Linked DNA regions of Homo sapiens: region 1 is linked to region 2. A link is a loop called in an ENCODE intact Hi-C map of the cell type or tissue named here. Cell type or tissue: heart left ventricle. All regions are shown on one strand. Links, peaks and the distances in the headings refer to the core of each region. The heading gives the core; the rest is flanking DNA.

Region 1 (2,911 bases), core at 268-2,767, 150 kb before region 2:
TTCTCTCCCTGATGGGGGATGCCCAGACATGGTAGACAGAGGATGTGTTGGTTGCTCTAAGTGTCTCTGACCCTGAAGATTTGAGAATAAGCCCCAGCCGTCAGCCCCTGCTCAATTGCAGTCACCCACCCAGGAATTTCCCCAACCCTTCTTGAGACTTCATATCTGTTTTACTTTTTCCTTCCTTTGGAATCATAACATTAAAGAGATGATATATACCAAAGCACTTTGTGAAAGGAGAGTTAGCAGCAACTACTCAGAAAAGGAGCTAACATTTAGTAGAACCTACTAAATGCCAGGTTCTGTGCCAGGTCCTGCAATCCTTGCCATTATCAGAACAGGATTCGTGTACCCATTTCACAGGTTGGGGAACAGCTTTAGGGAAATTAAAGTCCTTGGCCAAGGTTGCAGGTAGAAGTGGAACTCTCCTGTGAGGTTCCCCTGTGACCCAGCAATCCCATCTCTAGGGATTTATCCCAAGGGTATAACCAGACCAACATGAAAAGGATAATTAGAAGGATCCTGGTTATTAATGATGAGTAATTAGGAATAATCCAAACATCCCACGCTCACGGACTGGCTAGATAAGTGATGGAGTATTTGGAGAATGGAATATAACGTGGCCACGAGAAAGGATTATGCAGATCTATGTCCATCAGCTTGAAAAGATGCTCATGTCAGCAAAAAAAGTAGATTACAAGATAGCAGTGGCTAATATCTGCCCAGAAAGAGCTCAGAAGTTCAGACACTAAAATCTGAAGAGTTACTATCTTTGGAAGGTGGGATTTCACACGATTTTTATTACCATTCTACCTTTTTTTAATGATTAGATTTTTAAACATGGGCATGGATTATTTTCATAATGAGAAATAACAATAGAGCTATGCCCATTTTACAAACAAGAGCCCTCTCAGGGTCTCCTGTGTGACTCCCTTTGCTGGCAGACAGGGCTTCCTTCCATTTGTCTAAAAATATGCAACATTTCTTCCCAGTGAGCCCCTTCTTCTGGCCTGTGGGGAGTGGAAAACAGGTCTGTGACATTCTGCTGGCCTTCTGTGGTCTCTTGTGGGTGTGACCACCTCAGTCCCTTCCTCTTTTCTGTGTGGGTTTTGCAGGACAGTTCCCTAGCATTCCTCTTGTCTTGGGGTGGAGAAATGAAGAACATGAAATCCTGAAATGTCTAAGCAGGAAGGAACCTCAAGGAGCCATCTGGTCTACCCTGTGCCTCTTTCTTAGCTGTTCCCACTGTCAGCCCAGCCATCCAAAGCATCCAGCTCTGAAGAGGCTTCTCCCAGCCAGCAGAGGGGCGTGTGTGCACTGGCTCTGGCCGGTGAGCTCCCTGGCTGCCCCAGCTGCCCTCCACGGCCCCTCCTCCTCCCAGCCCCCAATTCCACAGTGTGACTCCAACAGGAGGCTTCGGGACAGCAGAACAATTTAATTCCTATTACAGTATAAAAATTAATAACATTAAAATGTCATGATCATCCCACACTAATTAAGCATCTAATGAATAATTAGCTGTGGACACATCTGACATTTTGGTCATTAATTTGAGCAAGTGTTTTAAGTTCCAAACAAAACCCCTCTGTGGTGGAGCCCACGACTCTGTGTTAAGCGGTGGAGACTTACAAAGTCAGCGCACGTTCCCCAGCCGGCTGGGAGGCTTGCTGATGGAGGCGGGAGTGGGGTAGGTTCTCCTGCCCTGGTGGGGGCCGGTCCAGGAAGGCTGATGCAGAGCCCACCTTCTCTAGCTTGGGAGGATGTGACACAGGGCAAGGGCATATGCAAAGACTCAGGGGACATCAGTCCCTGAGACCTGGGGTAAGAGCCACCAGGCTCCACAATCCCTTTGCATCGGCTGTTCCCACTCAGAGGCTGAAATCAGACAAACCGTGCCTATTTGGGACCCATGTCCCACGACCTGCTGCGCCCATGGGTCTGTGAAATCACTCAAGGAAGGAAAAGAGTCGTGGAGTCTTAGCAGACCAGCAGATCCTGGGAAAAAGTGAAACCAGGTCTGTCCAGGGCTCGCGAGAGGTTAGCTTAGCAGGGGACGAAGGAGGGGAACTTGGGAGCCTGGTGGAGCCTGGACTCTGGATTTGCTCACTGGTGCCTCTCGCTCCGAGATGAGCTGCCCGGGGGGTGGAATAGGGTGTAGGGAGAAGTCATCCTGGCTAAGAGGCAGCCCCAAATCCTGTCAAGAGCCCTGGCCCGGGTTTAAACTCAGCTGTGCCCATCCCTGGCTGTGCAGCCACCCCTGACTGGGCCATGTGGTGGGCATTGGGCTGTGAGCTAAGTACTTACATACATAAGCCCATGAGGAAATTGGGCACCCAGAGGTTGAATGACTCACCTGAAGTCACATACAGAGGCAGAGCCCGGACAGGAATCAGGTGTTTTGGTGCCACAGTCCGAGACTTAGGCAATGCTCCTTAAGGCCTCTTTCTTCCTGATGTCTCAGGAACCCTTCCAAGGCCACAAGAGCAGGAAGCTGCCAGGGCCAGATAAGCTCTGCCGGTGAGTGACATGAGCAAGGGGACACCTGGGATGATCCCAGGTGGAGGCAGCCGGGGAGGACCAGCCTGATGATCCCAGGTGGAGGGAGCCGGGGAGGACCAGCCTGATGATCCCAGGTGGAGGGAGCCGGGGAGGACCAGCCTGATGATCCCAGGTGGAGGGAGCCGGGGAGGACCAGCCTGATGATCCCAGGTGGAGGGAGCCGGGAAGGACCAGCCTGATGATCCCAGGTGAAGGGAGCAGGGGAGGGCCGGCCTGATGATCCTGGGTGGAGGGAGCCCAGGAGGACCACCTGGCTCTCAAAGGGGAGTAGGAGGAACAGACATTTGCTCTTTAGGTTTTTCCTCTGGGACTGTTTTGAATCTCAGTCTGCATCCCAAGCAGGTGCTCTGCA
Region 2 (2,911 bases), core at 231-2,730:
CTGAAATACAGACAGGGCGATAGAAAACATGGAGTGTGGCTGGGCATGGTGGCTCATGCCTGTAATCCCGGCACTTTGGGAGGCCGAGGCGGGCAGATCACCTGAGGTCAGGAGTTTGAGATCAGCCTGGCCAACATGATGAAACCCCATCTCTACTAAAAATGCAAAAAAAATTAGCCAGGCGGGGTGGCAGGCGCCTGTAATCCCAGCTACTCAGGAGGCTGAGGCAAGATAATCACTTGAACCCAGGAGGTGGAGGTTGCAGTGAGCCGAGATACGCCACTGCACTCCAGCCTGGGTGACAAAGCAGGACTCCATCTCGAAACAAACAAACAAACAAACAAACAAACAAACAAAACCCAGAGCATTAGAAAGTGCCACATCCAGGCCAGGCACGGTGGCTCACGCCTGTAATCCCAACATTTTGGGAGGCCGAGGCAGGAGGATCACAAGGTCAGGAGATCGAGACCAACCTGGATAACACGGTGAAACCCTGTCTCTACTAAAAATACAAAAAATTACCTGCGCGTGGTAGTGGGCACCTGTAATCCCAGCTACTCTGGAGGCTGAGGCAGGAGAATGGTGTGAACCTGGGAGGTGGAGCTTGCAGTGAGCCGAGATCGCGCCACTGCACTCCAGCCTGGGCGACAGAGTGAGACTCCGTCTCAAAAAAAAAAAAAAAGAAAGAAAGAAAAAGAAAGTGCCATATCCCAGGACCCAGGGCAATAATGGCGGGCTCTGAAAAATCATGTTTGGTGGGAAGGACAAGGGGGATATAGACATGTGACAGTCGGAATGTGTTTTTAATGAAATGTAAGAATGGAAAATTTGCCTTATTTCTCAATTGATATATCCATTTATGTGGCATGTGATTTTAAATATATCTGAGTAAATGCATTCAAAAATAGCAAGAAACCCAAGAACGCCGACTATCAAAACCCCTCCCAACCACACTTTTCTTTCTCACTTAGCGATATATTAATCCTTGAACACTAATACGTGTCAATAAATAAGAGTCTGTGGAACATGAAATGTTAAAAGCCTTTCCAGGAATGTGTGTCTTCCCTCGAATACGACCCGGACAGTAATGGATTATTTTACTCCATTTCTGGATGTGCACGTTTCTTACATCGATTTTAAAACCCTTGGGTTCAAATGTACCTTATTACATTTTAAAGTCTTTGGATTGTAGCAGAAAAACGTTCTGCACTATAAAACACAGAGCATAGTTGGGGTTTGATGGGTTTGCTTCTATTTTCTACCACACAAAACGCTTTCTAAATGCCATTAAAATTTAGCATACACCATAATAACCAAGCTGCATTGTTCCATGTTTAAGTCAATTGACTTCTGAGTTTTATTTCTTCATATACATCAAATCAAATAAAGTTGCTGCTGTAGCAAGAGGTGAGGACATGGCTGCTGTTGTTGGGTGGACCAGTCCCTGCTGCCCCCGCGGAGAGCTGGCTGGGTGCTGGAGAGGCTGTGGAATGTGACTGTGATTGCTGCTGTCAGTCTGGAAAAGAGAGAAGTGCCGTGATGTAAGCAAGGGGCCTGAACGCCGCAGCAGGGACCCACGTCACCAGTGGGCCATGGCAAGGGCCTGAAGTACCTTGACCCGGGGTGAGAAGAGTCTATCAGGGAATAAGCCCGAATTTAGTTCCTAGACACTCTCCTACATAGTACTCTATTCAATCAAGAATTAACCTTACCCACAGAGAGGTCTGGGCTGTGCCCTGGGCTCCTAGGAGGGGACTGATCAGGTGAGAGTGTCTTTGGAGCTTTGGGCCATGCTCGAGAGTCTAACAATGTGATAAGGGGGTGTGTTTGGGGTCCCATGACCTCAGCTTGTCCTAGGCAGGGCTGGAGGCTGAAGACATGTGGGTAGCTAACCAGGTCTATGTGTGAGCCCCAGTAAAGACTGGGCACCAAGGCCCAGCGAGCTTCCTGGTTGGCGACACCGACACACAGGCTGTGGGGAGACGCTAGTGGTCCCACAACTTACCCATAGAGGATGGCTGGAATCCCCACCCAGAACCTGTCTGCACCCTACCCCATGTGTCTCTTCCCTCAGCTGATTTTAATCTGTGTCCTTTCACTCTGATAAGCCTTAACCACACGCATAACAGATTTCAGCAAGTTCTGTGAGTCCTTCAGTGAATTATGGAACCACAGAGTGGTCCTGCCCTGAATTTACACTTAGTGTCAGAAGCGAGGGTATGCTTGTGAATGACCCCCTCAAACTCTTACACTCATTAGGGCACCTCAAGTTCAAGTCTGAACTCTGTTCTTCCCCTAAGTAGCCAGATAAACTTAGGTAGGTTATTCAACTTCCTGACCTTCACGGATCTCACCTACAGAATGGGCAAGCTGTGACAGAGAGCTTCCTGCATTGGTTGTCCTAATTTCCAACCAACCATGACTCCTCCCTCTGCTCCTGGGCCCCCTTCAGACCATCCTCACTGAGGACACCACCCTACCTTCTCCAGGCCCCTGTGGTGGGGGAGGAGGAGGGGCAGGAAGCAACCTCCACACCCAGGACCTGGCCATCCTCTCCGGCCTCCAAACTCTCCCCTCTAGTCTTGGGCAACATGTCAGCTTTGACTGAACTCCCAAAAACAGAAGCAGAAGGAGGAAGGTGGAGGTACACTGTGCCACAGTGCAGTGTGACAGTCATGGTGCCATGGGAAGTCAAGAAGGCATAGTGACTGGCAAGGGCTTCGTGGCAGGACAGCCCAGGCTCTGTGGATGAGCAGCTGGATGACTCTGGGCAGGTCCTCATCTCACGTCAGGCTCATCCAATCATTTAACAATTTAAATTTAACAACATGTGCGGAACACCACAGCGAGCCAGGTACCACGGTGGGTGCTGAAGCTGCAGCAGCGTGCAAGACAGAAATGGAGCTACAGC

The links. Hi-C counts contacts between places; a loop is a spot of excess contacts. Peaks named below come from ENCODE experiments on the same cell type or tissue, not always from the same donor. Only the 100,000 strongest peaks of a DNase experiment are listed, where the experiment ranks them.
Region 1: it touches region 2 in a loop (3-fold over the local background); 6 of 110 quality-filtered maps call a loop at or near these places.

The regions. Positions count from the first base shown.
Region 1 is chr1:7,514,856-7,517,766 of GRCh38, reverse strand. The region is part of intron 6 of CAMTA1 (calmodulin binding transcription activator 1); the gene reads right to left. Among named protein-coding and RNA genes, the nearest start is that of CAMTA1-AS1, 75 kb to the right of the region's middle. In heart left ventricle, for the core only: a CTCF peak has its summit at 1,306 (motif pointing right); no DNase peak of the experiment used is centred there; H3K27ac peaks cover 87 bases.
Region 2 is chr1:7,368,686-7,371,596 of GRCh38, reverse strand. All of the region lies in intron 5 of CAMTA1 (calmodulin binding transcription activator 1), which reads right to left. CAMTA1-IT1 (CAMTA1 intronic transcript 1) reads right to left here. Exons shown (of 1, transcript XR_010947450.1): 1 at 1,327-2,911. Among named protein-coding and RNA genes, the nearest start is that of CAMTA1-IT1, 5.7 kb to the right of the region's middle. In heart left ventricle, for the core only: no CTCF peak of the experiment used is centred there; a DNase peak (open chromatin) is centred at 1,526; H3K27ac peaks cover 775 bases.